Regions from separate parts of the Homo sapiens genome. Here region 2 is linked to region 1. The links are chromatin loops, found by intact Hi-C in ENCODE. Cell type or tissue: Calu3. All regions are shown on one strand. Links, peaks and the distances in the headings refer to the core of each region. The heading gives the core; the rest is flanking DNA. Region 1 has its middle 8.8 kb from the start of POP4. Region 2 overlaps VSTM2B-DT (VSTM2B divergent transcript).

Region 1 (5,381 bases), core at 125-5,124:
GTCCCAGTTGCTCTGGAGGCTGAGGTAGGAGTACTGCTTGAGCCCAGGAGGTCAAGGTCAAGGCTACAGTGAGCTATGATTGCAACTGCACTCCAGCCTGGGCAACAGAGTGTGACCCTGTCTCAAAAAACGAAAATGATTTGAAGCCAGAGGGGATCTGAAGCTATTTAAACCTGATTCTGTGCAGAGGTCAACCCCTCAGCAAAGCTTCCTGAAAGGAAAAGGGGTGCCTTTTCTGGGAGATGGAAAGACCCTTTGGTCTTCTCCAGTCTCTGCTGTTCTTTAATATACAACATCCAGCTTGAAATATAAAAAACAGTGTATACGACACCCACAGAAACAGGACACTGTGACCCACAATCATGGAAAGAAAGTCACTAGAGCAGAAGCGTAGGTGACCCAGACGCTGAACTGGAAGACGAGGCCTTTAAAATACTATTATAAATAGATTAACAAACTTAGAGGGAAAGATGGGTCAAACAGGTGAGCAGATGAGGAATTTTCAGCAGAGGCATGGAAATTCAAAGCTAAAAAATACTTTCAATGTTCCCTGTGATGGTAAATACCTGCATGTTCCGATTTAACAAATTTTTTTTCCTTAGAGACAGGGTCTTGCTCTGTTTCCTAGGCTAGAGTGCAGTGGCTTGATCATAGCTTACAATAGCCTCGAACTCCTGGGCTCAAGCAATCCTCCCGCCTCAGCCTCCTGAGTGGCTGGGACCATAAGTGCATGTCATCACGCCTGGGTAATTAAAAACATTTTTGTAAAATTGGGGGTCTCACTACGTTGTCCAGGCTGGTCTTGAACTCCTGGCCTCAAGCAATCCTCCCACCTTGGCCTCCCAAAGTGCTGGGATTACAGGCATCAGCCACTGCACCCAGGCCGACTTAACACTTTTGTAACTACTGAGAATACTTCCCCAGACCATATACCCTCTTCCTATGTTTTTTTTTTTGTTTTTTGTTTTTTGTTTTTAGCTTTTTTTTTTTTTTTGAGACAGTCTTGCTCCATCACCCAGCCTGGAGTGCAGTGATGCCATCTCAGCTCACTGCAACCTCTGCCTCCTGGGATCTAGCGATTCTTCTGCCTCAGCCTCCCGAATAGCTGGGACTACAGGCATGCGCCATCACACTCTGCTAATTTTTGTACTTTTAGTAGAGATAGGGCTTCACTATGTTGTCCCGGCTGGTCTCAAACTCTTGACTTCAAGTGACCTGCCTGCCTGGGCCTCCCAAAGTATTGGGATTATAGGCGTGAGCCACCTTGCCCAGCCACACTCTTCCTTTGTAATGATCTGATAAATATTTATCTTCCTCAAGCCCTGAAGCCTCTTTGGGGCCCCGTGTCTAGCTTATCACATGAAGGAATCCCTGGGGACCCCTACCAACCTCCCTGCAGCCCAGGTACCACTGGTGCTAGAGAGAGAGGGACCCTGGGAGAAGCTCTCTGGGTGCTCTGGGGCCTGAAGGCTGCTTCACTGCCAGGAGCCCTCAGCTGTCTGAGGCTTCAGGGGCTTCAGCTGTCTGAAGTGCTGGGACATGGAGATTGTCAGCTTGTAGAATGCCCCCTTTCTGGTCTGGACACAGTGTCATTTCCATCTTCTCCATGCTATCACTAGTTCTGTGGTCCCGGCCACTCAGAAGGCTGAGACGGGAGGGTCGCTTGAGCCCAGGAGTTCGGGGCTGCATTGAGCTATGATTAAGCCACTGCACTCTAGCCTGGATGACAGAGTGAGCCTTGTCTCTAAGAGGGGAAAAAAAATGAAAAATGTTAAATCTGTGTGTGCAGGCATTTACCATTACCTCATTCCTGAGGCTTCAACCCTGCCTGTCAATGCACAATTCCGAGGACCGGCCCTCATTTCATACCTGGCACTTATCTGCAGAGCAGCAGGGGCCGGGGCTGGGGTGCAGCTGCTCTCTTTGTGAGCTTGAGGAAGTTCCCCTGTTTCTCTTGGGTCTTTAGGCTTCTTGAGGATCCCCAGAAGCCGTGAGCCTCTGGATGGAGGATACAGCTTTAGCACCCACCTGGCGGCCCCCGTTGGCCTTTCCTTTTGGAGCACTGGTGGCTTTGAGGGTTGCCCCTGGCTTCTTCCCATCGGGAACCAAATGGTAAAACATGACCCAGCATTGCAATACTGAAAATTGGGTTATAATTCTCAGATTGTTAGGTTTCTACCATCTTATATTCTATTCAAGAATGTAAGGAACTCTGAGCGGGTGCAGGGGCTCACGCCTGTAATCCCAGCACTTTGGAGGCCGAGGCGGGCAGATCACTTGAGGTCAGGAGTTCGAGACCAGCCTGGCCAATATGGTGAAACCCTGTTTCTACTAGAAATACAAAAATTAGCCGGGTGTGGCAGTGCTCGCCTGTTATTCCAGCTACTCGGGAGACTGAGGCATGAGAATTGCTTGACCCTGGGGGGCAGAAGTTGCAGTGAGCTGAGATCGTGCCACTGCACTCCAGCCTGGGCAACAGAGTGAGACTTGATCTAAATAAATAAATAAATAAATAAACAAATAAATAAGGCTTCTTGACACCTGGACAAGAACTGCCTTTAATACTAATTTGGCCATTTGGACCGTGACGGGTTATTTTGGCATTTATATTTATTGGTTTACATATTTTCTCTCCCAGGGAGGTCTTGGAATATTAGACATAAAAGGTGCTCAAGGTTTGCAGCGGTGTTCTCTGGTCTGTCACTTGATGGCATTCTAACACAAGGAATGAGACAACGGCTTGCAGCTTCTTTCCTCAGTCTGGGAATTATTTCCCTCCACACCTGTCAAAAATCTGGTTTACTGGCCACTTCAAAGAATCACAGCCGTTGTGACTAGAAACTGCAGACATCCAGAAGCTGAGGGCATTTCTCTATAAACAATGTAACTGGTTTTTGATCAACACCTCCAGAATAGGCAGGACAGAGTCAAGTGGTTTAAATAAGATAGAGGGCAAAAGGAGAGAGAAATTACGAGACCCTGGGGAAGAGGTGGGATTGTCGGTTACATTTGGAAATTGATGGTGTGTCAGCGAGGCGGAAGGAGGGTGTGGGGGTGCTTCCAGATGGCAGGATTCACAGCTAGATTGTGGCAGTTACGAGACAGGGCTGCTTTGAGGAAGGTGAGGGATTGATTTCCACTCCTGTCTTTTTTTTTTTTTTTTTCTTTTGGAGGTGTCCTTTACCCCTTTCTCTATGAAGTGATTTTCTGCCCAGTGACCTTGTTATTACAATGGAAAGAGACACTCATACCGCAGAGTAAATAATACAACACTGGGCAGTGAGGTATAGACATGAGCTCATGAATTTCATGTGACAAGTGTCCTTTTCCATATAAAGGTAGAAACTGAGACAAAAGGAACTGAAGTTACTTAGCAAAATTGCCACCAATTAAGCCTCATTTTTTGAGGTTAGTGACTATCTGGTGATATTTGTTGGTGACATCTGGGTTAGGAGACTAGATTGCAATTTTCCCTCCTCCTTATCAAGGAAAAGCAAGTAATTGTGGAGGAGAGGCCAAAAGCAGAGGGGACGGCAGGAATGGTAAACTCTGCCATGCTGTTGTCACAGTGCTGCCTGTCACCATCGTGCATCCGTAGTGTGGGTGCCGGGCAGATGCACAGACAGTGTTCGAGAAACAGTGCATGAATGACTGCCTGAAATCAACTGAAAGGCACCAAAAAGGTGGCTTCCTAAGCAGTGTCATTCCAGGGTATCATAAATGCTGGTCCCCCAACCCCAACGGTGTACCAAGCTGGGAGGCCCTGCTCCAGTGAACCACAGTGCTTGACATTCAAACAATGGAGAGTCATTCTTTTAGATGGAGCCATTGCTTTCTGCAGGGTTTTATTTTGAAATGCAAATACCCCCAGCGTGGGTAATAAATAAACCCTGCAGTGTGACAAGGTGAGCCTCTTGCTGGGCAGCTGAGGCATGACTAATGGAGTCGCGCTGGGGGCAGGGGGTGGGGGCAGTAGGAGCCCTGGGAGGAGATAAAAAGCAGGGAGACTTGAGATTGGTAACACGTGGACAATTTCACCCTTTTGCCTTCACACTGGAAACCTGGAGCTAGAATTTCCTCTGCCGTGGACAGACTCCCAGAGAGCTTGACTTACCTCGGTTGGATATAACTGGGGAGAAGTAAATTGTTTTCTTTCCTTATTATTCCCTGGTCCACCTCCCACAGAGGATCCCAATAAACTGTGGCACAAAGACAGTGGCCTAGAGGGGGTGGACGTGGGGAGCCCACTGGTTCCTGCCACTTCTATAAAGTGGGCCACCGGGCCTTACCTAGCTGTGGCAGGCACTGAGTTCTGTCTGCCCCGAGGCTGGTTGCCATAGGAGGTGCCTGATTTCCCCTCTCTCTTGGAGAAACATGGGATTTCCTTGGAAGCATGGAGCACAAGTTTCTCATTGTGCTTGAAAGACTGTCTGTTATTAATGTGAATCCCCAGCAGAGAACAGGCCCTGAGGTCTATTGGAACTGCATGCATAGAGGCGCATCAATCCACCCTGATGCCTGGGGATGCCCTTCCTTTTTTCCTTTTTTTATATTAGGTCATTGATCAGCAACATTGATCAGAAAAAAATTATGCCTTGTTGGCCATATTCTTGGATGAAGATCAATGATGTTAATTCTCAGTACATCAATTCGCGTACCGGGCGCTAATTGGAAGGGATGAAGCTGTGTGATGTATCACTGTGTAGGGCCCAGGGCAACCACATCCTCGGAGGGGGTCCAGGAGATTTGATTTGACCAACCTACTCAACACATGAAGCCAGAAACTGCACCTGGCAGACGGGCCCTGAAGACAGAGGTTTAAAAGCCGTTCCTATCCCCTAATACCAGTGATGCTTGATGCTCACTGGGCGGCAATGAGGAGGAAAAATGACACAGCAGAACTTTGAGCAGCCTCGGCTCCTTGTGCTCCAGAGAACAGCCTCCTCCTTCTTCCCCTGCAGCAGGCATTTTCTTTCCCAAACCCAATATTTTATCACCACTGTGAGAAAACTTTAAATTGAAAGATGGAAATTGACTATATCAAATATAGAGAGAGGCAGAAATAATCCAACGGCAAAGGCTTCCAGGGTTTTATTTTTTATTTGTATGTATTTATTTACTTATTTATTTACTTTTGAGATGGAGTCTTGCTTTGTTATCCAGTCTGGTGTGCAGTGGTGTGATCTCGGCTCACTGCAGCCTCCCCCTCCTGGGTTCAAGCAATTCTCATGCCTTAGCCTCCTGGGTAGCTGGGACTACAGGCATGAACCACCATGTCTGGCTAATTTTGTATTTTTAGTAGAGGCGGGGTTTAGCCATGTTGGCCAGGCTAGTCTTGAACTCATGACCTCAAGTGATCCACTCACCTCAGCCTCCCAAAG
Region 2 (5,381 bases), core at 142-5,141, 130 kb after region 1:
AGTGTTTATTTGCTCTGTGTGTATCATCTTTGTCAAAGTGCCTTTTGAAATATTTTGCCCACTTTGTATTGGGTTGTTTGTTTTCCTGTTGTTGAGTTTTTAGATTTTAAGATATAGTCTGAATAGAAGTTTTTCTTGTCAGATAAATGATTTGCAAATATTTTCTCCCAGTCTGTGGCTTCTCATTTCATTTTATTAGTAGTGTCTTTCACAGAGCAGTTTTTGATTTGGATCAAATTCATTTTTTTTCTATTGTTGATCATATTTTTGCGATGTATCTAAGAATTTTTTTCTAACCCAAAGTCATAAAGATTTCCTTTTTTTCTAGAAGTGTTGTAATTTAACATTTATTCCTATACTACGTTTTAATATTTTCATAAGGTGTGAGGTGTGGATGGGTCAGTAGAGTTTGTTTTTGTCTGCCTAATTGTTTAATCACCATTTGTTGAAGGCATTATGTTTTTCTCAGTTGACTTGCCTTTGCACTTTTGTCAAAAATCAGTTGGCCACCTTTGTCTGTGTCTATTTCTGGAGTTTCTTTATTTTCCATAGATCTATATGTCTATCTTGCCACGAGTATCACACTCTCTTGGTTACTGTAGCTTTATGATAAGCATTAAAATCAGGTAGTGGGAGTCCTCCAACTTTACTTTTATTTTTCAAAATTTTTTTGGTTACTCTATTTCCTTTGCCTTTCCCAATAAATTTTAGACACACCCTGTCAGTATCTGCAACAATTTCTGCTAAGATTTTGATTGAGATTGCATTGAATTTGTAGACCATTTTAGGGAGAATTGAGAGCAATACTGAATTTCCAACCTCTGGACATACATTTGTCACTCCATTTATTTAGAAAAGAAAAGAATGTTTTCTTTTATGAGTGTTTCATAGTTTTCAGCCTACAGGTCTTGCATATATTTTGTTAGATTTATATCTATGTGTTTCCTGTTTCAGTAAATGGTAAAACATATTTTAAATGTTTTTCATTGCTAGTATATAGAAATACAATTGATTTGTTGTTTATTGATCTTGTATTTAATGTATTTAATTTAACATCATGTTATCTGAAAATAAAGGGATATTTATTTCTTCTTTTGCAATCTGTATGCTTTTTATTTCCCTTTCTTGCCTTGTCAAACTAGCTGGGACTTCCAGTATGATGCTGCATAAGAGAGATGAAGGTAGATATCTTTGCCTTGTTTCTCATTTTAGGGGAGAAGCATTCCATCTTTCACTATTAAATTTGATGTTAGCTGTAGGTTTCTTTTGTGGATGGCCCTAATCAGGTTTAGAAAGTTCTCTTAAATTCCTAGGTTGCTGAGTATTAAAAAAAGTCATGGTGGTAAACTTTTGTTAAGTGCTTTTTCTGCATCTATTAAGATAATCACATGGTTTTTCTTCTTTAGTCTGCTAATACGATACATTGATTGCAAGGTTAAACTAACCTTGCATCCTCAGAGTAAACCTCATGTGATCGTGGTGTATTATCTTTATAATATTATTAGAATTTGTTAATATTTTGGTGATAATTTTGCATCTACACTCATGAGAAATATTGATCTGTAGTTTTTAACTTCTAAAAATCCTTGTAATGTCTTCGTTGGATTTTGAAATCAAGGTAATACATCTCTTACAAAATGAGTTGGGAAGTATTCATTCCTTTTCTATATTCTGAAATAAATTGAATAGAGTTGTTACTGTTTCTTCCTTAAGTATTTGTATAGCAGATATGTGGGTCTTTAGAAAATCCAAATAGATAATCTCTGTCTTTTACTTGATGTTTAAGTCATTTACGTTTAACACAATAATTGATATGTTTGGATTTAGGTCTACGTTTTATTGTTGTTTGTTGTCCTCTCTACTTTTGTTTTTCTTTTCTTTTCTGCCTTCTTTTTTTTTCTTAAATTTCTTTTAAATTAATCTACTGGCACTTTTCTTAGTGGTTGCTCTGGAATTGTTAACTTTTCAAAACCCCCAGGTAGTTGCTTTTTGTATTTTGTCTAGAATTTTTAGTTGTAATGGGTGGGAGAGATATGTCGTACTAGGCGTAGTCAATGTTGGCTGCTTACATATTGCCTTTTGAAAAATGCAGTTTTGCTGTTCTTCATCTGTTTTTCTAGAGATCTATCTACTTCGTTCTTTTAAAATGAGTGATTTCTGGTTGTATTGAACATTTCCTTTGGTGGTGGTACTTGTTTTCCTCCTCTGTAAAATTCTGTAGTAGCCTCCCTGGATGCCCTTACTAAATGCCTGTGCATTCTATTTACCAGCTCAGTAAGCTCATCTCCCAAAGCTTCCGTGTATTTTGCTCTTAAAAATTTGCACTTGCAATCTTCAAAGGACTGCTGTTGGGCACTGGAGCCACCTGCTGGTATGGAGAGCTAAAGGTGCCTGAGGCTTACATGCTTCCCACCTCAGACATCCTGTAGCCAGTAACTGGCTAGATACAGTATATCTCAACTCTTTTGCCGTAAGACAGAACAAATCTTCTCTGTATTTACTGTGTTTTCCCACTTCCTTACTTGTTTCTTCTGGGAGTACTTCCTTAATAAACTACTTACATTCTAGTCCTTAACTACGATCATTTTCTTCCTTTTCCTTTTTTGAGTTTAATCTTCTTCTTGAGTTGTATAACATTTATTTTCACTCTTTTTATGTAAATGAATTTATCAAGAACAGTATTGAATTTATTCCACAACTTATGTTTTGTAGAACCCTGTTTTCCTTTAGCCCCTGATATTTTAATGTTTCGGTAATTTGCACTTTTAACACACAAGTAATTTAGGAGTGTAATTTTAAAATATTCTATATTTTTGTCTTTTAATTGTCAATTTCTGAGTTAATTGCATTGGGGTCTGAGAATAATATTTGTTGATATTTGATTTTCTGAAATTTGTTGAGACTTTTGTTGCAAGATTTGTTATTTGTAAGTATTCCTTATCTTCTTGAAAATAATGCACACTTTGTATTTGTTGACGGATTCTTTGTATATCTATTAGACCAAGCTTGCTACGATGTTGTACAAGTTTTCTATGTTATAAGTAATTTTTGTCTGCTGGAGCAATTTCCAATACAGTGAGCCAGAATCTCCCACTCTGATTATAGATTTATCAGTTTCTTCTTAAAATTCTGTCAGTTTTGCTTTACACATTTTTGAGGCTATGTTGCTGTGAGGTACATAAAATTCATGACTGTTATATCTCCTTGGTGAGTCCTTTCCTTTTATAATTACATGGAGTTCTTTATCTCCATAAATGCTTTTTGCCTTAAGTTAGATTTTATCTGCTACTAATATTGCTATTCTGCTTTGTTGTTGTTGTGCCAGCGATATTCTTTCCATTCCTCTATTTTTGACCTTCCTGGGTCATTTATTTTCGTGTGTCTCTTATAAGCAAAATATCACTAGATTAAGAAAAATCCAATTTGTTAGACTCTGTCCTTTAATTTATAACTTAAACCTGTTTATATTTATTACAAGTGCTGACATGATCTATTTGAACTTATTTTTACTGCTTATTTTATGTTTTCTTTTTTTGTTTGTTTTCAACAGGGTCTGATATATGTTTTCTTTACCATTTTATTTTCTTCTCTTCAACTCTTTTCCTCATTTACATTTAATTACTAAAGCTTTCATCACTTTCCTCTCCTGATTTAGAAATTACAGATTTTACTTCTATTTTTTCATGATTATCCATCCTTATTTTTCCTAACTATATTTTTTGAAGTTTAAGTTGCATTATGAAAAACCAAACCAAACAAAAAAAACCCATCAGTATTCTTACTACCAGAAATTAATCACTATAATTAATATCTTGGCATAATTGCCTTAAGGAAATCATTCTATTGCTTTTATAAAAATGAATCATGCATATCATAAAGACGTTAAATGAGGCAAAAATGTACAGTGAAGAAAATCTTTTAAAAAACCCTAAATCTCACTAACTTAGGCAAACATAATTCCAGACACCTATGTATGCTGATAGAAAGTAACATGGATACCTGGACAAATACTTATCTTTATAAAAAATGACCATCTCTAGATGTTATTTCAAAATATAAAGTATTTAATTTTACTTAATAGAAGAAAATGTAAGTGAAGTGAAACTGAGGGAACTGTGAACTTCAAATACATATTTTTTTATGTAAAATTTATTTCCCAGAAAATCCCTTAAAAACAAAAAAGAGAGATTGTGAAACACATCAGGAGTTTATAGTCATTTTTTTAAAAAAAAATTCATTTCAAGTTTCGAGTTTTCTCAAAAGTTTCAAATTTAGTCTATTGGCTCCTTTCTTTGAAAGATGAGATGTTGATTTACTCACCTCCCCGTCATTTTACCATCCTATCTCCCAAGAGTTGTTAGCTTTTTTACTTTTACCTTGTCCAGCTTAATTAATTTCACACTTTGTTCTGTCATCATAATTCCCTGAGTTACTTAATGTTTATCTATATTTAAGTGAACTCTCTGCTCATTCCTCCTTCTTCTACCCCAATGTCTCAATTCCTATGTTTATTTTTACGTATTTCTAATCTGTTAATTGCTTGGATTTAATTGTGAATAGTTCATTTTATTTTCTTGAAAAAGGCTTCTGTGTTCTACATTTCCTGAAGTATTTAACATTTCAGAATGGATGCTTCTTGCCTTTATACATGAATAACTTTGGCTGGGTGTAATATTCTTTGCTGCCTTTTCTTTCCCTCCAAACACAGACATTAATACCTTTTTGTCGGGCTCTGAGTGTTGCTGTAGAGAAGTCAGTGTCTTGCCTGATTTTCCCATTGTGTGTGATTTTTCTCTTTCTGCTTAGATATGTAAAAATTTCTCTCTTAACTTTGAAGTTTAATAACTTAATTGGATGGGCTGTGTCTTTGTGTTGGAATTTCTGTATCAAATGTTGCTAAAACACATTGTGCTATTTTGTTTATTTTGTTTTGTTTTTAGCATGTTCATTTATTTTTTTCAATACAGGGAAAATTTCTTGTATTATATCTTTGAATACATATTTTGTTCTACTTGTTGGATTTTTTTCTTTAGGAACACCAGTTATTCTTAAGATAAACTGTCTGTCTTTTTTTTTTACAGTCAGTGGTTCTCAAATGATTTTAATTTCTTTTTTTTTTTTTTCAAAGTCATAACTCACAAGAGTTACCTTTTATGTATTCCATAAAAATACACTTTTTTTTTTTTTTGCTATCCCTCCCCCCTCCCCCGACCCCACCACAGTCCCCAGAGTGTGATATTCCCCTTCCTGTGTCCATGTGATCTCATTGTTCAATTCCCACCTATGAGTGAGAATATGCGGTGTTTGGTTTTTTGTTCTTGCGATAGTTTACTGAGAATGATGGTTTCCAATTTCATCCATGTCCCTACAAAGGACATGAA

Evidence for each region. Hi-C counts contacts between places; a loop is a spot of excess contacts. Peaks named below come from ENCODE experiments on the same cell type or tissue, not always from the same donor. Only the 100,000 strongest peaks of a DNase experiment are listed, where the experiment ranks them.
Region 2: a loop joins it to region 1, with 7 times the contacts of the local background. A loop is called at or near these places in 8 of 110 quality-filtered maps.

The regions. Positions count from the first base shown.
Region 1 is chr19:29,594,776-29,600,156 of GRCh38, reverse strand. No RefSeq gene overlaps it. Among named protein-coding and RNA genes, the nearest start is that of POP4, 8.8 kb to the left of the region's middle. RefSeq lists enhancers at 3,197-3,697, 3,698-4,198. In Calu3, for the core only: no CTCF peak of the experiment used is centred there; a DNase peak (open chromatin) is centred at 2,726.
Region 2 is chr19:29,464,995-29,470,375 of GRCh38, reverse strand. The region is part of intron 1 of VSTM2B-DT (VSTM2B divergent transcript); the gene reads left to right. Among named protein-coding and RNA genes, the nearest start is that of VSTM2B-DT, 58 kb to the left of the region's middle. In Calu3, for the core only: a CTCF peak has its summit at 2,304; a DNase peak (open chromatin) is centred at 2,365.